Linked DNA regions of Homo sapiens: region 1 is linked to region 2. Evidence: read pairs that join two places in POLR2A ChIA-PET (ENCODE). Cell type or tissue: PC-3. All regions are shown on one strand. Links, peaks and the distances in the headings refer to the core of each region. The heading gives the core; the rest is flanking DNA. Region 1 has its middle 9.5 kb from the start of WIPF3. Region 2 has its middle 39 kb from the start of MIR550A3HG.

The links. ChIA-PET counts read pairs that join two places held together with the same protein. Peaks named below come from ENCODE experiments on the same cell type or tissue, not always from the same donor. Only the 100,000 strongest peaks of a DNase experiment are listed, where the experiment ranks them.
Region 1: POLR2A ChIA-PET joins it to region 2 with 5 read pairs; 3 of 35 experiments call an interaction of 5 or more read pairs at or near these places.

What each region holds. Positions count from the first base shown.
Region 1 is chr7:29,791,394-29,802,542 of GRCh38, forward strand. No RefSeq gene overlaps it. Among named protein-coding and RNA genes, the nearest start is that of WIPF3, 9.5 kb to the right of the region's middle. RefSeq lists enhancers at 1,397-2,227, 2,228-3,057 and a cis regulatory region at 2,128-2,540. In PC-3, for the core only: no CTCF peak of the experiment used is centred there; no DNase peak of the experiment used is centred there.
Region 2 is chr7:29,718,072-29,729,220 of GRCh38, forward strand. It overlaps the pseudogene DPY19L2P3. Among named protein-coding and RNA genes, the nearest start is that of MIR550A3HG, 39 kb to the left of the region's middle. In PC-3, for the core only: no CTCF peak of the experiment used is centred there; a DNase peak (open chromatin) is centred at 5,270; H3K4me3 peaks cover 1,555 bases; H3K27ac peaks cover 822 bases.

The sequences.
Region 1 (11,149 bases), core at 1,388-9,387, 73 kb after region 2:
TCGGTACTGGAATAGCAGGCATTTCAACCTCTGTTATGACCTTCTGTAGCCTGTCTAATGACTTCTGCTAGCATCACAGACATAACACAAACTTTATCAGTCCTCCAGGCCCAAGTTGACTCTTAAGCTGCAGTTGTCCTCCAAAACCGCCGAGGCCTTGACTTACTCACTGCTGAAAAAGGAGGACTCTGCATATTCTTAAATGAAGAGTGTTGTTTCTACCTAAATCAATCTGGCTTGGTGTATGACAACATAAAAAAACTCAAGGATAGAGCCCAAAAACTTGCCAACCAAGCAAGTAATTATGCTGAACCCCCTTAGGCACTCTCTAATTGGATGTCCTAGGTCCTCCCAATTCTTAGTCCTTTAATACCCATTTTCCTCCTTCTTTTATTCGGACCTTGTATCTTCCGTTTAGTTTCTCAATTCATCCAAAACTGTATGCAGGCCATCACCAATCATTCCATATGACAAATGTTTCTTCTAACATCACCAATCATTCTATATGACAAATGTTTCTTCTAACATCCCCACAATATCACCCCTTACCACAAGACCTCCCTTCAGCTTAATCTCTCCCACTCTAGGTTCCCACGCTGCCCCTAATCCTGCTTGAAGCAGCCCTGAGAAACATCGCCCATTCTCTCTCCATACCACCCCCCAAAAATTTTCGCCGCCCCAACACTTCAACACTATTTTGTTTTATTTTTCTTATTAATAAAAGAAGGTAGGAATGTCAGGCCTCTGAGCCCAAGCCAAGCCATTGCATCCCCTGTGACTTGCACGTATACATCCAGATGGCCTGAAGTAACTGAAGATCCACAAAAGAAGTAAAAATAGCCTTAACTGATGACATTCCACCATTGTGATTTGTTTCCGCCCCACCCTAACTGATCAATGTACTTTGTAATTCTCCCCACCCTTGAGAATGTACTTTGTGAGATCCAGCCCTGCCCGCAAAACATTGCTCTTAACTTCACCGCCTATCCCAAAACCTATAAGAACTAATGATAATCTACCACCCTTTGCTGACTCTTTTTTCGGACTCAGCCCACCTGCACCCAGGTGAAATAAACAGCCATGTTGCTCACACAAAGCCTGTTTGGTGGTCTCTTCACACGGACGCGCATGAAAGTTGCCTCAGCAGAAGAGGAAGGGGGAAACCGAAGCAAGGAAATTCTGTTTTTCATATAAGAATTTTAGCACTATGGTTAAAATAGGTGCATTATCTTTGATATTTTAAAAATCAGTTTTTAAATGGTGGCTGATCCCTGTAATCCCAATAATTTAGGAGGCCAAGGCTGGAGGATGGCTTGAGCCCAGGAGTTTTGAGACCAGCCTGGGCTATGTAGTCCACTAAAGGAATATATTGTCTCTACCAAAAAAATATTTTAAATTAGCCAGACATGGTGAGCCTGTAGTCCCAGCTAATCGGAAAGCTGAGGTAGGAGGATTGCTCGAGCCCAGGAGGTCAAGGCTGTAGTGAGCCGTGATCTCACCACTGCACTCCAGCCCGGGTGAGAGTGAGACTCTGTCTCAAAAATAAAAAATAAAAAATACATTTTTGAAAAATGAAAACAATCCTGTCATTCCTTCACTAAATTATCCAAACTACTTCAGTGGCATCTTTCATTGGAATTAGAGAAATAAAACAGTAGAAGAAATAAATTAATAGATTGATCTGGATTAATCTTATCTTTATCTGTGATTCAATAACTCTATCAACTAGTCCTGTGAATTCTAGAAATCAAGGTTTCTGTGCTCAAGGTATATATATCTCAATCTCAGCACCTATAAGAAATGACATTTTATCTTAGGAAGGCAGCAGGTACCACACACACGCACGCACACACACACACATAGTATTTCTGTCCATGTTTCACTGATTCAATTTGAAGACTTTAGAACAAAAGATCCACTGGAATGGTTTACCAAGCACCAGACTGCTAAATTCCTGGGTCCTTAGAAATCTAGTTTAACTGTTGATTTAAAAAAAAAAATTAACGCAAAATGCATTAATGAGATAAATTGTAGAGGGAAGGAATCTGTCAAACTGAATCAAGGAAAGAGACAGCTAACAAATATTTCTCCCAAGATAAGTATTATTTGAAAACTCCTTGTGTAAGTTTGTCACTAGGAAATCCAGCTACTCAAAAAAGCATTTTACTGGGCTGACAAAGACAGGACAGCATGTATGCACTGTTATTTTACATGTGTCAATGTACCCAGGTGTTCCCTTTCATTCTTTCTCTGAAAGAGGAGTTGATTGAGGAGCCCTAAGAAGCTTCTGTCTCCTTTAGATAGCAACTGAAAGGCAGTTAATGGGCCTTTAAAGTGTAGATAACAGAGGTGAGAAAAACAAGAGCTACATCAAGCCTTCCTCCTACATTCCACTGCTCAGCTGGGGTTCAGTGCTGTCCCTCAGTCAAGAGAAAGAGCAGGACGAATTCAATTCTGCTATAACTGAGCTGCGTGCCCATCCCCTCTTTGCTTCCTTGTGATTTGACCTCTAGTGAAATGTCATTTTATTTTACAGATGCAGACTTTCCATTCACAAGTGGGTGTAGCCCTCAATCTGACAACAAATAAACACTAGATTTTGAAATCAAGGTGCCCTCAAAAGTAATGTCACTCCCAGGTCGAACCATCAAAGGAGGAGTGAACCATAAAACAAACCTTCAGCTTCCTGGGTCCCTTCACTCTTTCCACTGAACTGTGTAATGACAAGGAAACTTGCTCATGATATGATGTTAAGTGAAAAAAGCAGAACATGGGTGTATACATATGTCATATAGATGGGTCTGTGTTCATGTGTTTCAGAGAAATGCATTTAAGTATTATCTGTGGTTATTTGTGCTGTAGAAGAATTGTGAGTGATTCGTAATTTTATTCTTGGTAATTTTCTGTATTTTCCAAATTATCTCAACAGGGAACCAAGGACAATATATTCCTTTAGCATTAAAAGCAAAATAAAAGGAACCTTGAATAAAACTTTTTTCTGTTTTCTATTTAAATCAAAAGAAGGAAAGGGGGCTTGTTACTGGAGTTGCCACAGTGCAATTGTTTGCCCACACCTGGAAGAACCCACCAAGTTCTGGTCTCAGAGATAGTGTGGCTAAGAGCAGAGGCCAGAAAGTAAGATTAATTGTTATTGTAAGAATGAAGTGAACTGACACAAGTAAAGTGCTTAGAGCAGTGCCTATAGGCACTGGTAAGCACAGGTAGAAAATGTTTAATAAATATTAGCTATTATTATTATTACTCTGAGATGGTAGCTTCCCCCTTTTACCAGAAAGCGGTCCCAATCCAGACCCCAAGGGAGGGTTCTTGGGTCTCAGGCAAGAAAGAAATTAGGGCAAGTCCACAGAGTAAAGTGAAAGCAAGTTTATTAAGAAAGTAAAGGAATAAAGAATGGCTACTCCATAGACAGAGCAGCCCCAAGGGCTGCTGGTTGCCCATTTTTATGGTTATTTCTTGATTATATGCTAAACAATGGGTGGATTATTCATGCTTCCCCTTTTTAGACCATATAGGGTAATTTCCTGACATTGCCATGGCATTCGTAAACTGTCATGGCACTGGTGGGAGTGTAGCAGTGAGGACAACCAGAGTTTACTCTCGTCGCCATCTTGGTTCTGGTGGGTTTGGGCCAGCTCTATGGCCTGTATCTTGTGCCAACCTCCTATCTCATCCTGTGACTTAGAATGCCTAACTATCTGGGAATGCAGCCCAGTAGGTCTCAGCCTTACTTTAACCAGCTCCTATTCAAGATGGAGTTGCTCTGGTTCAAACGCCTCTGGCACCCCCACCCCTCCAGTTCCTTTCCTCTCCAAGACAATGAGCAGTTCTTTATGGTCCTTAAGGAACTTGCAAGTATATTTTCTGCCCGTTTACATCTTCTATATTATAATGCAGATTTTGGCTTTGTGGAGATATATGGGAGTTGCACACTAAAATTATATGCATTTTTTTTTTCTGAGCTGGATCACATGCCCTTTGGTAAAATAATCTGGCTGGTGTTTCATTCGTCAGCAAGCTTTTCCAGGCTCATGCCTTCCCCCATTTTCACTAAGTGCTTCCTGACTATTTCTCTTGAATAGCCAAGAAGAAGGATTAATACGTTAAGCTGATTAAGGTGTACTTTGATTTATGATCATCTCTTTTCAAGTGTTTTCAAGACCCAGTCTTTTATTCTTACTAAGCTATAGAAAACTGGTAGGCAATGCCATCAGACAAGCATGCTATTCTTTTTTTTCTACATGACACAATGTCTTTCTTCAACCTTTCTGTGGTCAAGAAATGCCAGCATTGAAAAATAAAAAGAAATAATCTCTTTAATGACAGGGAAACATGGCTATCTTGTATTTGAACTTGTTACCCTCTAGATGTGGGTGGAAGATGAGTCTCTCTTTTTTGAGAATTGACTGACCAAGGCCTGGCTATGTCACCTGGTTGACTAGATACAGAAGTCATCACTATTCCTCGTTGCCAGTAAGTGGCAATTTATCACCATGTCACATGCCATGTCGTGTTATCCTAATGTGCAGAACTCCAGGACTTTTGAGAACAATCTATCCTTGATCATCCCTGTAAACAATGTGACTCTATTTAGGGAGTATGAGCACAGATAGCCCAAAATGGCAAAAAATTTTAAAGCATGTCTACTTGGCCTTGAACTACTTTTTGTTTTCATATTTGAAATGTCTGTGATGATTGTTCAGAAGTTTGCCCCACTATTTAAAAAAAAAAAAAAAAAAAAAGCAAAGCTACAAAGAGAGCCAAGTCAGGATTGCTCAAAAACTGTTTGCTTTCTTATTCTATCATTCTGTTCTAAAGGGCTCTGTGACTTCACACCATGAGGTTGAAGCTAGAGTCCTTTCTCACCAAGAGAGAAGTAAAGCATCCACTTTTGTTGACTTATCACCACTAAGCTGTAGTCTTTCTGGTGCAGAATTTTCCCTGGACAGGCAAGAAAAAGAGGATTAGATACTCTGTCATTAACTTATTCATCAATTCAAGATTTATTGAGTGCTGACTTATTATGTGAAGCCTATTTTGTTCAGTGCTGGTGGTACTGGGACAATGGCACCATTTCTGCCCTTAAGGATATAGACAAATAGACAGTTACAATGTCATGCTCTAAGTGCTTAAGAACAAAGGGGATGAGGATGTTAAATATTGAGAAATGGAGCCCTGGTCTTCCTTGAGGGTTCAGAAAGCTTTCTCAGAATAGGTGAGTGTTGATACTGAAGGATAAGATGTTCACCGGGAAATAAGGAGGGAAAAGGTATACCAGGACAAGAAGTGGCTTTGAGGAAGGCAGAGTCAGGTGAATGTGAGGGGCTCCGAGCCCTCTGGGACAGCAGCAGCACAGTGTGGTTGTGGGGTGGCAGAGTCAGAAGATGAGATGAAGCCAATCTTGGGGGTCTTTGTAGATGATACTAAGTTACTTAGGCTTTATCTTAAGCTCAAAAGAGAGTGGTTGAGGAACTCTAAGCAGGTGAGTTAGATGATTAAAATTTTGCTTTAGAAAGATTATTATGGCTTCAGGGTGGAGAAGAGTTAGGAGGAGGGAACACAGCATTGGAGCCCATAACATCATGTTGCAGATGACAGCAATAGACCAGGCCTGAGCTAAAGCAGTGGCTCCAGGGGCCAACAGGGAAAGGTGTCTGGGAGGCAGAAGGTCAATGGTTTTGTGATGGATTAGATGGTGGTGGTAGAAATCAAGGAGAAGACTAGGATGACCCAGGTTCCTCACTTGAGAGAATCAGTGAGTGTCAGTGCTATTACCACAAACAAGCCAGAAAGAGAACAGAATCCTCTAAAAAGAGCTTCCATTAGGACAGGATAGCTCTTACCAGGATGGAGGGTGCAGGGGGCACGACTAAGCTGAAATGTTCATGAGTCATTTGTCCAGTCACACATTCAATAAAGGTGCCTTGCAACAAGCCCTGTGCTGGCAGTGAGATGACCATCCTGTGGCATGGTGGCAAGACAGTAGGATTCATCTCCATTCACAGCTCTGCTCCTCACCAGCCCTGGGACTGTTGTCAGCCCATTCACTTCTAAGCCCCCATTTCATCATCTCAAATAGAGTGACTGAGGCCTCCACTTGTGATGATGATCGTTATGACAATGGAGGGGAAAGCCCTTAGAAAACTGTCAATTACTGTAAACCAAATGGCCATTTCCACCACGAAGCTGAGAGCAGAGTTTGCCTTGTGAATAATGGACCATACTGGCAAAGAAGAGACAAGAGAAGACTGGTGAAGAAAAGCAATCTTAGCAGTGCAACAGGCTTGGAGAGAAGTAGGGAGTGGCCTCAGGAGGCGCACCACCCCTTGTTCCTACATTGCAGTGACAGTCCTTTGTATTCACAGTGTGCAAAAAGGTGGCCCTTGTGTAGACAAAGGGAAGTACTCCGAAATAACAGGCTGGAGGTTGCAAGGTGAGAATAGTTGGCAGTTACAGTCCTTATTTTAAATAATAATTATTTTTCAGTAGGTGTTTTTGGAGTGCAGATTAATTAAAAATACGATACGGTAAAACAGGTAGTTTCTTTTATTTCTGTGGCCCTTCATAGTAAAATGCAGTGTTTGCACTTTAAAGAATTTCATAGAATTCACCTCTAGGTATTCTGATAGTGATTTTGAGGCACAGCAGAAATGACTGCACCTGCCTTGCACCTCAAACAACTAAGATTTAAGGATCTAACAAACTACTGAAAGATGAAAATCACACAGCCAGTTGGCAATGTGGATATAGACAAACCAGCTTGGATCTATGTCTTTTGTCTCCAAGATCCAGGCTTTCTATACTACTTTATGTTATTTACTTGGAAGGATCAAAGGTCTTAAAAATATTGTAAAATATTCTTTAGCAAAGCTCTTCTCAGTTTCTCAAAGAACAGGTTTAAGAAGGAATTTCAGAGAATGCCTTGCTCCATTTACAATTCTCTTGCTTTCCTAAATCTTGAAACTTTTTTCTGTCTTGGATCTTTTTTTCTTACCCTACAACATGTTAGAGTCTCGACTTTCTCTAGATTCTTGCTCCTCTTCTAGACATGGCCCTGTCTCTCTGTTTCTCTTCTAGGTCAAGGTTTTTGAAAAATACACTCGAAGTGTGGTTTCTACTTCCTCAGGTACTTCCCATATCTCAGCCCAGTAAGATCAGCCTTCTGAGTGGCCTACTGCACTGACCTTGCAAATACCAAGGTCACTGATGACTTCCCTTTGTCACGTGTTTTGGCCGCTGAATGTGACTTCCGTGTAGCATGACACTACCAGCCATGTCTTCTCTCCCCTTGGTTTCTGTGTCCTCACTCTCCTGGGCTCTTTCCTCTCTCTCTTGCCCCTCTCTCCCACCTGCCCTGTGGATTGTTTCCTCTTTCTCTGCCTGTTCAGTAAAGCCCTGTATTCTCCACACGCCTTGACTATCCTCTCTTCTCACTCCAAAAAATGAAGAAAGTAGATCTCAGCCTTTTGTGTTTGCAACACATTTTGGAGCAGGAGAAATTTTGGAGGCAGCCTGATGGGATTAAAATGCATCCACAGCTATATTGAACTATCGCCACCCTGGTTGCCTTTTGGCACAGTGTGGGTGTTTGAATAGAACTTCCTGCTCTCTTTTATGTACTCTTCTTGTGAAGTCAAGTTTCTCAACCCAGGAATCTGCACGGCCCTGGCCTGATGTTAAGTGATGGAGTGCCATGCCTCTTAACTTTTCCTCATGGCAAGATGGAGCTTCCTCTCTGCACAGAGACTTGCACAGAAGGCTCAGGGCTACATTTGAGCTGACAGACATGCCCACCCTCAGTTGTAGTGCATGAAGGAATAGCTTTTACAGAGGGTGGGAAACACTGCCCCAGCCTCTCACACCCCTCTAAGGCTTTATCTTTTAGAATTATTGTGGTAAAATATACATAACATAAAATTTATTTATGTATTTATTTTTGAGACAAGGTCTTGCTCTGTCACCCAGCCTGGAGTGCAGTGGTGTGATCTCAGCTCACTGCAACCTCCACTTTCCAGGCTCAAACAATCCTCCCACCTCAGCCTTCAAAGCACTTGGGACTACAGGCATGCTGCTATACACACTTGTATCACACTTGGCTAATCAAAAAAAAAAAATTTGTAGAGACAAGATCTCACTATATTGTCCAGGCTGGTCTCAAACTCCCAGGCTCAAGCAATCCTGCTGCCTTGGCCTCCCAAAGTGCTGGGATTAACAGGCGTTAGCTGCCACGCCCAGCCTAACTATTATTTTTTGAAAGATGAAGTCTTGCTCTGTTGCCCGAGCTGGAGTACAGCTGTGCCGTCATAGCTCACTGCAGCCTCAAATGCCTCCGTTCAAACGATCCTTCCACCTCAGTCTCCTGAGTAGCTGGGACTGCAGGCACACGCCACTATGCCTGACTAATTTTCTTTTGTAGAGAATGGGTCTCGGTATGTTGCCCAGGCTGGTCTTGAACCCCTGGCCTCAAGAAATCTTCCTTCTTTGGTCTCCTCAGGTGCTTGGATTACAGACATGAGCCACAGCACCTGGTCTCAAATTTAATCTTTAAACCATGTTTAACTGTACAGTTCAGTGGCATTGCATACATTCACAACTTTGTGCAAATATAGCCATTACCTAGTTCCAGAACATTCTTATCCCCCTCAATAGAAATCCTGTAGCCATTAAGCAATCCCTCCCCACTTTTCTTTCCCCAACCCCTGGCAACCACCAATCTGCTTTCTGTCTCTATGAATTTCCCTATTCTGTATATTTCATATACATAGAATTACATAATATGTGGTCTTTTGTGTCTGTTTCTTTCAGTTAGCATATTTTCAAGGTTCATCCATGCTGTGGCATGTATCAGTACTTCATTTTTTTCATTGCTGAATAATATTCCATTGTATGGATATATCCCATTTTGTTTATCCAGTCACCTGTTGATGGAAATTTGGATTGTGTTCATCTTTTGGCTATTACGAGTAGTGTTACTATGAACATTCATATACAAGTTTTTATTTAAATTCCTGTGTTCAAATCTTTTGGGTACATGCCTAGGAGTGGAATTTCTGGGTCCTATGGAAGTTCTATGTTTAACTTTTTGAGGAACTGCCAAACTATTTTCCACAGCAGCTGTACCATTTTATATTCTCCCCAGTAATGTATGAGGATTCCAACTTCTCCACATTCTTGCCAACACTTTCAAAAATTATGGCCATCTTAGTGGGTGTGAAGTAGTATCTCAGTGTGGTTCTAAGGTTTTATCTTTGTTTTAAATGTTAATGATTCTTAAAACTATATTCCTAAGTATTTACCATGGAGAAATAAAAGCATTTATCTGCAAAAGGACTTGTACACAAATATTCAAAGCACCTTCATTTGTAATATCAAAAAAAACTAGAAACAAACTAAGTGTCCACCAAAAGGTAAATGGATTAAACAAATACTGGCATATCCATACAATGAAATACCAATCAGCAGTAAAAAGGAATAAACTACATATAACACATAACTCATGGGTGAATCACATAGGCTGAGTGAAAGAAGTCAGGACAAAATAGTTCTTCATGTATGATTCTAGTACACAAAGCTCCAGAAAAGACAAAACTAATCCACAGTAATAGCTCCGTGGTTGTGATACTGACAGGAGGCAGGGAGGTACTGGATAAAAGAGGGCAGTTCCCCAGCAAAGGCCCCACCCTCAAGCCTGGAAACCTGCGGCCCTAAATGGGAATAGACATTCCTGGTTTTGTGCCCAAATGTTGCCTTCTGGCCTGCCACATCATTCTATCCTGTACCCATATAAACCCCAAACCCCATGAGCAAAAGAGCAGAGGAGCAAAAGAGCGGCAGAGCAGAGCAGCAAAGGAGATAAGAGGAGGGTCTGACCATCGAGAGGAGTTCAGCTGGGGACGGTCGGAGAGGAGATCGGCTGCAGGACGGCCAAACTCCATGGTTGATCATCTTCACACTCCATTCCCTTTCCAGCTCCATCCATCCCACCAAGAGCCACTCCCATCCAGCAATAAAATCCCCCACATTTACTGTCCCTCAATTTGTCCATGTGACCTGATTCTTCCTGGATGCTGGGCAAAAACCTGGGTACCAAGAGGGTACTGAGCTGGTTAACACTTAGGCCATCTGCAGACAGCAGAGCTAAAAGAGCACTGTAATATGCCCACTGGGGCTTTAGGAGTCACAGGCATCCACCCCTAGATGCTACTATGGGCCCAGAGCCCAAAAGCACTTGCCCTGGCTCCTGCACCTGCCCATCTGCTCCCCATCCCATAAGAAGTTTGAGTGTGCAGTGGCCAAACAAATGAGCCACACCCCTGCCTCACATCCCACAAGGGGGTCAGGGAGCTCTCTCATTTCAGTTGCATGGGGCTGGGCATAGGGACTGACTGCAAAGGGGGATAAGATAACTTTCTTGGAGATGGAATAGTCTATACCTTGATAAAGGTGGTGGTTATATCAGAGTAAACATTTGTCAGCATTCATTAAACTGTTCACTTAAAAGGAGTGCGTTTTATTGTATGACATTATCCCTTAGTAAAGTTGATATAAACTTTTTTTGAGAAACGTTACAAACCCTCAGATATGTAGCTCCAGTCCCCAACCCTAATTTATTCATTTCTTTCAGAACTCAACAAATGTGTATTGAGTACCTACTATGTGCTAGCCTCTGTGCTGTGAGATAAGGATACAAAGGTGACAGAGATGGTTCCTGAGGTCATGAATACCACAGTCTAGCCTGGAGGACAAATGTTACATCATTAAACAGATATTGTCATCATACAACTGTAATAAATGCACAAAAGAAAGGTACATGAGGTTTTGAGAGCTTATAGAAGAGGGTGACCTAGCTGAGATTCAGATAAGTTGTGGCAAGGTTTAGTTGAGATCTGAAAGATGGAGAGGAGTTGACACTTGGGGTCTTCTTCACAAAGAGGGAAGAGCACATTCAAAAAGCCTGTGACACGAAGGAATATTGCTGTCAAAGGATCTGAAAGCAGGGCAACATGGCTGGAGGACAGAGATGGAGGGGAGGACTGAGAAAGGTGCGTTGGAGAGTGGGTCAGGCCAGGTCATGAGGGCCTTCAGACAAAGCTCGGGATCTTGGTTTTATCATCAGAGCAATGAGAATTCA
Region 2 (11,149 bases), core at 2,157-10,156:
AGTTAAAACATAAAAGTTCTTATAAACATGTAGCTGAATGAAAACTTTGAAACCATCTATTCTTCTCTCATTTCACAGAGGTTAAGTGCCTTCTTTAAGGTCTCTAGACGAGTTATTGGCAGAGTCAATAATAAAGTCTTGCAGTTCAGTGATCATTGCAACCCACTAAAAAGAATATTCGTGAAGGCTGACTTGGACTTTTAGGAAAAAAAAAAACTTTGTTTTTTATTTTAACTAACTTTTAAAAAGTTTGTTAAGTAGTTGTTTATATTTCAGTTAAAATACAAATAATTAGTTGTTTACATCATAAATTATCCATTTATTGCAGATGTTAACATATGGGAGGCTGTCCTCAGCTTTGAAAATACAGAGCTCTTAAAATCTCAGTATTGTTTTATTTATTTATAACTATGGACTAAAATCAATGTATGATTTGATGTTTTAAGGCCTTTCTCGTTATATAAAAAGAGAAGGTTAAAAAATTTTGATCTTTTCATTTTCTAGGAAATACATGCAGAGCATTTATCTCTCATGTGGTATTTCTGTTTGTTAATGTCTTAAAGAGTAGCCCTCTTCAAGGCCTAAGTCCCTGCTTAACTAACTGGTTTAGGGAATAGAAAAGAATGCATGAATCTACTTTTTATTTCTAGCACTTTCTGTTTAGAAATAAGCCTACATGAGTATATCATACAATAATCAATGTTGAAATTTACCTCATTTAATGCTATCCAATTAGGGCCCTGTTTGATGCTGAAATTATGTACTTTGACAAGGGGTTATAGTATTACTTCTCTAAAAGGTCAAATGCTATCTCTATGCAATATAACATACAACGTGTTTATATTAAATAAAATTTCTAAATGTAAGCGTTTGCCGTTTATTGCTAGCTTTGCATGGTGGTTTATTAGTTTATTTGTTGCTGCTGTTCTCTGGTATGTCTGACACATTTCCCCATTCTCCTTTCCTTTTTATTGTTTTTAACTTTATTATATATGTCTTATGATAAACTTTATTTAGAGCTTCTAAGTTATTTATGTATCTGTTAAGTTTGTTCATGATTATGTTTCTTGCCTTACTTCACACTTACTTCACATTGACCCCCAGCTCTTTACAAATTATTATTTTTTTTTAAACACAGTCTCACTCTCTCACCCAGGCTGGAGTGCAGTGGCCAATCTCGGGTCACAGCAACCTCCACCTCCTGGGTTCAATCAATTCTCATGCCTCAGCTTCCTGAGTAGCTGAGATTATAGGCACGTGCCACCACGCCTGGCTAATTTTTGTATTATTAGTAGAGATGGGATTCCAGCATGTTGGCCAGCCTGGTCTCAAACTCCTGACCTCAAGTGATCCGCCTGCCTTGGCCTCCCAAAGTGCGGGGATTACAGGTGTGAACCACCATGTCTGCCCTACAAATCTTAAAAAAAAAAAAATACAAACACACTTCATTGGTAGTCCTGAGTGACTTCCTTTATGTGACAGTTATGAGGAAGACCTGAAATTATAGTGGTTTGGTTAAATTACTGTTAGTCACCAGGCCTACTCTAAATTAGAAAAATAAATTGCAACTCTAAATTATCCTTGAGTACTGGTAGATTAGGAAAAATAATTGAATGAAAACCACTTATAATCATCAAACTTGTTATAAGATAATTTCTGTCCCTATAAAATAATTTGAATTAAGAGTTTACTTGCCAAATATTTTCCTTTTTCTGGCCTTCTGAGGATGCTGTGGAAAAATAATTGTCTCACCAAGAGCAGGTTGTAAATAATCAGTAGAAAAATAGAAGTTCTGCATTGGATTTGGTTGTTGGTATCTATTTTTAGCCTTGGAGATCAAATAGCTAAGTCAAAGATCAAAGTGGTATGTATAATTGTTGTAATTCTTATGAGGATCAGATCTCATATTCAGTGGTTTGAATATATGTCTGTAAAACATCAAGAAATACCCAAATATTGTAATCAGTCTGTGAGGCTTTGTGAAATTGACAATGCACAGAAAGCTTATGACCTACAATGTATGTTGAAAGAGGTTAAGTAAAATAGTTTTTCATGATAAATTGTCTTATTATAAAATGTAATTAACTACATGGTGGTTTCTTCTCAGCAGATATTGATTTTAGCTCACTCTTTATCATCTTCTCTTTATTTTTTTCTGACTTCTTTCTACTTTTCATTTTTCATGATATTTCTCTTAATTTTCAGTTATCTTGAGAAGTCAGCACGTCGTATATTTGGTTCACTGTAGTTTTTTGTTTTCTTAGAGGGATGTCTAAATACATTGGATTTATTTGCTCTATAAACTTTGTTATTCTTACATCAATAAAGTATTACTGGCTATAGGCTATAATCATTTGTGTAATTTTAATTCATTTTACTTTATTTTCTCCCAAATTTGCCTGAGTGATCTTATAGCAGCCAGAATCTTAAGGTATACAGAATTTGATACTTTAATATACACCTGTGCTCCCAAATTTGACTTCATGGAAAAAGCGGTATGAATGTTTCTTTTTTCCTTCTCTACTACTATGAGTTTTTGCTCTAGTTTTTTTTTAATCTGAAACTCAAAATTTTTACTCAGAAATGGTCAACTTATTTTTTTTACTGTAACTTGCTAATCCACCTTCCTCGTTTTTTTGTCTGTAAAATAAAAAAAAGATAGTCTCATATCTTACAGAGTTATTGATGATGGTTAAATGAGATAATCTGAGAAGAGTGTTTAACATACTATATGACCCGTAATAATTATTATTACCAGTCAACTACTTTTAATAATCTAGGCCACTTGGAAGTATGGGACCATTCAGGAAAAAGTCTAAATGCTTGTTTCTGTTTTTAAGAAATTCAGTTTTATTACAGTTAACACCCCAAATATTATAACATTTTTAACAAGGTGTTACCAAGAAAGGTATGCTACTGATGAGTTTTAATGAACATATAAAAATTCATTTTTAATTATACAAATGCAAGGTATTATTCTTTTTAAAAAGTTCATGCTATAAAGCTTTAAAACATAGGCTGGGCGTGGTGGTTCATCCCTGTAATCCCAGCACTTTTGGAGGCCGAGGCGGGTGGATCACGTGAGGTCAGGAGTTTGAGACCAGCCTGGCCAACATGGTGGTAACCCCATCTCTACTAAAAATACAAAAATTAGCCAGGCATGTTGGTGCATGCCTGTAGTCCCAGCCTGAGTAGGAGGCTGAGACAGGAGAATTGCTTGAACCCTGGAGGCGGAGATGCAGTGAGCTGAGATCGCACCAATGCACTCCAGCCTGGGCGACAGAGTGAGACTCTGTATCAAAAAAAAAAAGAAAAAAAAATTGGCCTCTTTGTAGAATCATGGAACACAAGATCAGGAAGGGCTCTTAGAGACCATGCCATATAGTTCTTTCATTTGCAGATAAAGAAAAACTTAAGAGATTTGCCTAAAGCACACACAAGCCAAGATCAGGACATGGATTCTAATGGATTCTAGAACTCTCAATCCAGGGCTTTCCTCTATTTGTAGCTTAATTTTTTTCATGGAACATAACAAAGTTGCTACTGGATTGATTATTCCTTGTGTAATTATTATGAATTCTGAATTAGTGGTAAGTAATAGAATTTTACATTCTTCTCTTATCCATCCAACCAATCATCCATTCATTCAAAAACTATTATTGACTATAGTTATCCATGAGGCAGTTTGCTATAGCACGGCAAAGAGGAAAATGAACTGGTTTCTTGCTTTTAAGAAATGTATAATTTAGTTACATGGTAAATTACTCCTTATCATCACAATAACAGGTCATCAGAATTAGTTAGCCAATGTTATTTCTGTACTTATTCATAGTTTTAGTAATTAACTTTGGTTAGCTTTCTTTTTAGCTCTAGTTTCACTAATGAAAATAATGGAGCTGTGTAGTATAGAAAATTACAATGTAGGACCCAGGGATCGGTAAACACGCATTTTAAAACTTAGTATTATGTAAATAAAAAAAAGAAAAGAAAAACATAATAGATATAGCAATTCTAGTTTTATTAAAATAATAAATTTTTCATTAAATTTTTGGAATACTTTTTATAACTATTTTTATAATTTTAATTATTTCATTAAGGCATGGAAGACAATAAATATATATTCTGCTGATGACAAATTTTACCTTTTACTTTTAAGGAATGTTATCATGGCACTTAGTTTGACATAGATGTTTACTAATTTAATGTAAAAATCGTAAGTAACTATTTTGAATAATTTGGTGTATTTCAGACTCCGCTGAGATACACAAAGACATTATTGCTTCCAGTTGTTATGGTGATTACATGTTTTATCTTTAAAAAGGTATTTTTAAACAAATTATTATTTGTTTTTGGCATCAATATAAGGACTATAATCATGCAAATTGCTCAGAATTTCATGTTATTTTTAGGAGAAACTCTTTCTTTCTCTAAAAGTTTGTTTTTTATTTAGATCTTTCATTATCGATCTTTTTATAAAAAGCCATGATAAAAGGTATTCTTATTTTTTCTTTCAAAAGATATATACCAGTCACCAACTGTGTATCAAGGACTACATTAACATTGTAGGTACACCCAGACAAATAAAACGTAGCCACTCCTGTCTTGGAACTTACAGTCCTGGATTATTGGGGGTGGGGGTGCAAACATGAAGCAGATAATCGCACAAATGTCTAAAGAATTAAAATTTTTATAGGTGCTATGAAAGAAAAGTCCAGTGACAACTACATTAGTATCTTTCAAATATAAAGCACAGTGAAGTCTTGATCTATTTTGAGTGGGCTTGCGTAGAAGAATTCTGTATAGCTAATTAAAAAATATTTTTCTACATGTTCACTGTTTTCATGACAGAAGAAAATAATATCTCAATAAAAGAAACAATCCTTAAAATACCACTGGCAGGTTTTGTTGGTCTGGGAGAGTTATTCTAAAAGCATGGTTAAAGACAGTGGGTTTATTTTTTTTTTTTTAGCAGTCTTGAGCTATCTTTATTTATATTATTTACAAGCTATCAAGTCTTAAGCCAGTATGTATTTATTGTATACTTTTAAGCAGATAACAATAACGCGATTTCCCTACCACCATACCAGTTGTGTTCTTGTTGAAAGTTTTCTGTATTTACAGTCAAATTGCATATCTTCTCTATGTAGTTTTAGTTGCCACACTTCTCACTCCTTTGTTTACACAGAGATGTGAGTAATTTAGGAGTGAGAAAGGCATCTCCCTCGACATCTCTGTGGTTTCACCCTTGATCCAGTTCCCTGCGGACCACGTGGAAAGGGTCAGGATAAAGGAAACCAGGAGGAATGAGTAAAATGTGAGCAGGTTTACCGCCCTGCATTCTTTCGGCCCATGCTGGCCTAGAATGAAGATTTTCTCTACTGGCCTGTTTCTTTTCCATCAAGGCAAAATGTCGAGTTATCCTTATAAGGCTCCACTTAGAGGGGCCAATGCATGAATTAACTATTCAGTGGAGAGTCAGCAATGTGAGAGAAACTGATAGCTAGATCCGCAACTCCTATATTTTAAAAAATTAAGATCCAAGACTTATAAATACATTCCTAGTCTCCAAACACACCACAACCTGAACTATGCATGTGCACTAGCAGGGGCATGTACGTACACACACACACACACACACACACATACACACACACACATCCCTGCAGCGAACCAAGTTTCATACACACACGCACACGCACACACACATACAAACATCCTTGCAGCTAGCCAAGTTTCATACACACATACACAAATGTGCACACACACACTCATCCCTGCAGCCAGCCAAGTTTCATACACACACACACACACACACACATCCCTCTAGTCGGCCAAGTTTCATACACACACACACACAACTCTCTCTCTGTCTCTCTCCCTCTCTCATCCCTGCAGCCAGCCAAGTTTCACTCCTTCCTTGCTGCTTTCTTATAAACCCCTCAGTCTTTATTTGTCCTATTGTGGCTTATTTTTCACCCCAAGGATACTTCTGATGGTCATTTAGTTTTCAATGATGTGAAGTCACTTCTCGGAAGGAGAAAAGGAAGGCATATATAGTATGATCGTCCTGTTACTGAGAACTCCCTTAAACATTAAAAAATACTTCTTTCTTTGGTGGAGTGTTTACATTAATGAATCAGAGCATTTTAAATATTGCAGTATTCCTTAGAAAAGTTTCATTGATTTGATTCTATTCACAGACTGTTCGTGATATTTCGTGTGTTTTAGCTACAAACACTTATCTAAGGTAATTATATCATCATTTTTAAAACATACTGTATTCAATTATTAAATAACTTACTGTAACATTAATTTTTCAAATGAATATGCATTAAACTTTAGCATTATGATTAAGACAGGAGATATGAACCAAACAGATGTTTTCTTAAAAATATTATTCTTACAGATTTCTTATATGTATTTGGACTTGTTTTGGAGATATTTATATTTGTGAAATAACTCAAAGTTTAAATTGATAAATTATAATTTATCATTAGAATTTAAAGTCAGTAAGCTAAAGATTTATTTTTGGAATTCCCCCCCTCCCTCCCTTCCTTCCTGCCTTCCTTCCTTCTCTCTCTCTGTCTTGCCATGCCTTGCCTTTCTTTTCTCTTTTCTTTTCTTTTTTTCTTTCTTTTGACAGAGTCTTGCTCTGTCACCCAGGCTTGAGTGCAGTGGCATGATCTCTGCTCACTGCTGCCTGGACATCCTGGGCTCAAGCGATCATCTCATCTCAGCTCTGCCAAGCAGCTGGGACTACAGGTGTGCATCACCATGCCCAGCTAATTTTTGTATTTTTTTTGTAGAGAGGGGGTTTCACCATGTTGGTCAGGCTTTTCTTTTTCTCTCTTTTTTATCTTTCAGAGGGAGTATAATTATTTGTGTTTCTGAATATTTATGAATTTTTTTCTAAACTTATTGTTAAAACTATTTATTGTATAACATTTTTGGATGGCTTTAGTAATGTCACTAGCATAAGCAGATGCCAGCAAAATGTATCATATCAGTCACACATAAGTAAATTGCTATAGGACCCAAGAAGTAAATTGTGATGAAAATTTCCTTCTGAGGGAAATATGATCTCAAATGACATGTTTTTTAGTGTTCAACTTTTATTTTAGATGCAGGGGGCACATGTACAAGCTTGTTACATGGGTATATTGTACCCAGGTAGTGAGCATAGTACCTAATAGTAGTTTTCAAGTTACATTTTATATTTGTAAGTAGAATATTTGATTTTATTTTGTGACTTCTACTTTATAGAATAGTTTTAGATTTATAGAAAAATTGTGAAGACAGTAGAGAGAATTTCCATGAACCCCATACTCCATGCTGATTGTTTCCTTTGCTGTGCAGAAGCTTTTATACTTGATGTCATCCCTTTTGTTCATTTTTGCTTTGGTTACCCGTGCTTCCCAGGTATTTACTCGAGAAATCTTTGCCCAATCCAAAGTCCTGGAGGGTTTCCCCAAAGTTTTCTTGTAGTAATTTCAGAGTTTGAGGTCTTAGATTTAAGTCTTTAATCCATTTGGATTTGAGTTTTGTATATGGCAAGAGATAGGGGTGTAGATTCATTCTTCCACATAGGGATATCCAGTTTTCCCAGCACCATTTATTGAAGAGATTGCCCTTTCCCCAATGTATGTTTTTGAGACTGCTGTGAAAAATGAGTTTACTGTAGATGTATGGATTTCTTTCTGGGTTCTCCATTCTGTTCCACTGGTCTGTGTGTCTGTTTTTATGGCAATACGGTGATGTTTTGGTTACTATACTTTTGTAGTATAATTGAAGTCAGGTATTGTGATTCCTTCAGTTTTGTTCTTCTTGCTCAGGGTAGCTTTGGCTATTCTAGGTCTTTTGTTTTTTCATATAATTAAAGATCGTTTTTTCTATTTCTGTGAGGATTATCATTAGTAGTTTGATGGGAATTGCATTGAATCTGTAGATTGCTTTGAATAATATGGACATTTTAGCAATATTGATTCTTCCAATGCTTGAACGTAGAATAGCTTTCCATTTTTTTGTGTCTTCTTCAATTTCTTTCTCCAGTTTTGTATAGCTTTCATTCTAGAGATCTTTCATTTCTTTGGTTAATTTTTAGATATTTAATTTTATGTGTGGCTACTGTAAATGGAATTACTTTTTAAATTTTCTTTTTCAGATTGTTCTCTGTTGGCATATAGAAATGTTAATGATTTTTGTATGATTTTGTGTCCTACACCATTACTGAATTTATCAGTTCTGATAGTTTTTTTTGGTGGAGACTTTAGGTTTTTCTAAATATAAGATCGTATCATCTGCAAACAATGATAATTTGACGTCTTCCTTTCAAATTTGGATGCCCTTTATTTCTTTCTCGTCTGATTGCTCTAGCTAGGATTTCCAGTACTATGTTGAATAATGTGGTAAAAAGTGAGCATCCTTGTCATGTCCCAGATCTTAGAAGAAAGGCTTTCAGTGTTTCCTCACTCAGTATGATACTAGCTGTGCGTTTGCTGTATATGGTTTCTATTATGTTCACTAATATTCCTTCTATACCCAGTTTTTTTAAGGTTTTTATCATGAAAGGATGTTGAATTTTATCAAATGATTTTTCTGCATCTATGGAGATGAGATGATCATATGATTTATTCCCCTTCATTGTGTTGATATGACGTATCATGTTGATTTGCTGTGTTGAACCATCTTTGTGTCCCTGAGATAAATCCTATTTGGTTATGATGAATAATCTTTTTAATATGTTATTGAATTCAGTTTGCTAGTATTTTGTTGAGGATTTTTGCATTAACATTAATCAGAGATTTTGGCCCGTAGTTTTCTTTTGATGGGTCTTTGTACGGTTTTGGTATTAAAGTGATATTGGTCTCATACAACGGGTTTGGAAGTATTCCCTCCTCCTCTATTTCATGGAATCGTTAGAGTGGGATTGATATTAGCTCTCTTTAAATGTTTGATAAAATTCAGCAGTGAAGCCATCAGGTCCTGGGCTTTTCTTTGCTGAGAGACTTTTCATTAGAGATTTGATCTCATTACCTGTGATTGGTCTGTTCAGGTTTTGGATTTCTATATAGTTCAATCTTGGTAGGTTTTGTGTATCTAGGGATTTATCCATTTCTAGGTTTTCCAATTTATTGGCATACAGTTGCTCATGGTAGTCTCTAATGATCCTTTAATTTCTGCGATATGGTTGTAATGTCTCCTTTTTTTATCTCTGATTTTATTTATTTGGGCCTTCTGTCTTTTTTTCTTAGTCTGGCTAAAGGTTTGTTAATTTTATCTTTTCAGAAAACCAGTTGATCTTTTATATTGTTTTCTTCATTGCAATTTCACTTATTTCTGCTCTGATCTTTATTATTTCATTTCTCCTACTAACTTTGGGTTTTGTTTGCCCTTTTCTAGTTTTTTAAGATGCATCATTGGGTTGTTAATTTGACGTTTTTCTTCTTTTTTGATGTAGGCACTTATAGCTATAGACTTCCCTCTTAATACTGCTTTCGCTGTATCCCATAGGTTTTGATATGTTGTGTTTTCATTATCATTTGTTTCCAGAACATTTTCAATTTCCTTCTTAATTTCTTTATTAACCCACTGGTCATTCAGGAGCATATTCTTTAATTTCTATGTTTGTAGAGTTTCCAAAATTCCTTTTGCTACGGATTTCTAGTTTTTTTTCCATTGTGGTCAGAGAAGATACATGATATTGTTTCAATTTTTAAAAAATTTTTTAAGACTTGTTTTGTGGCCTATCCTTGTTTTGTGGTCTATTCTTGAGGAATGATCCATGTGCTGAGGAGAAGGATGTGTATTCTGTAGCTGTTGGGTGAAATGTTCTGTAAGTATCTATTAGGTCCTTTTGATCTACAGTGCAGATTAAGTTCAGTGTTTCTTTGTTGATTTTCTGTCTAGATGATCTGTCCACTGCTGAAGGTGGGGTGTTGAAGTCTCAGGCTATTATTGTATTGGGATCTGTCTCTCTCTGTCTCTCTCTTTAGCTCTGATAATATTTGCTTTATGTATCTGTGTGCTCCAGTATTGGGTGTATACATATTTACAATTGTTATATACCCTTGCTGAATTAACCCTTTTATCATTATATAATGACCTTCTTTGTCTCTTTTTATCGTTTTTGTCTTGTAATCTATTGTGTCTGATATAAATATGGCTATTCCTGCTCTTTTATGGTTTCCCTCGGCATGGAATATAATTTTCCATCCCTTTGTTTTCTGTCTATATTTGCCTTTACAAGTAAAGTGTGTTTCTTGTAGGTAACAGATTCTTAGGGTTTTGTTTTCTTATTCAGCTACTCTTTGTCTTTTGATTGGAGAGTTTAGTCCATTTACATTCAGTGTTATTATTGATACAGACTTACCCCTGCCATTTCGTTATTTGTTTTCTCATTGTTTTGTGGTCTTCTCTTCCTTCCTCTTTTTCTTTCATTGAAGGTGATTTTCTCTGGTGGTGTGTTTTAGCTTATTGCTTTTTATTTTTTGTATATCCATTGTATGTTTTTATACTTGAGGTTACCATGAGGCTTGCAAATAATATCTTATAACCCATTATTTTAAACTGATGACAACACTGATTGCATAAACAAACAAATAAGCCAAAGGAAGAAAGCTAATAAAAATTCTAAACTTTAACTTCATCTTCCCACTTTTTACCTTTTTGTTGTTTCTATTTATATCTTATTGTACTCTCTGTCTCTTGAAAAGTTATTGTAGTTATTTTTTATTGGTTCATCTTTTTGTCTTTCTACTTGTCATATATAAGTAGTTCATATACCATAATGACACTGCTATAATATTCTGTTTCTCTGTGTACTTGCTATTACCAGTGAGTTTTGTACCTTCCGATTATTTCTTCCTCATTAATGTCCTTTTATTTCAGATTGAAGAAATTCCTTTAGCATTTCTTGTAGGATAGGTCTGGTGTTGATCAAATTTCACAGTTTTGTTTGTCTGAGAAAGTCTTCTCCTTTAGGTTTGAAGGACATTTTCTCTGGATACACTACTCTCAGGTAAAAGGTTTTTGCCTTCACTTTAAATATGTCATGGCATGCTCTCCTGGCCTGTAAGGTTTTCACTGAAAAGTCTGCTGCCAGATCTATTAGATCTCCATTGTATGTTATTTGTTTCTTTTCTCTTGCTGC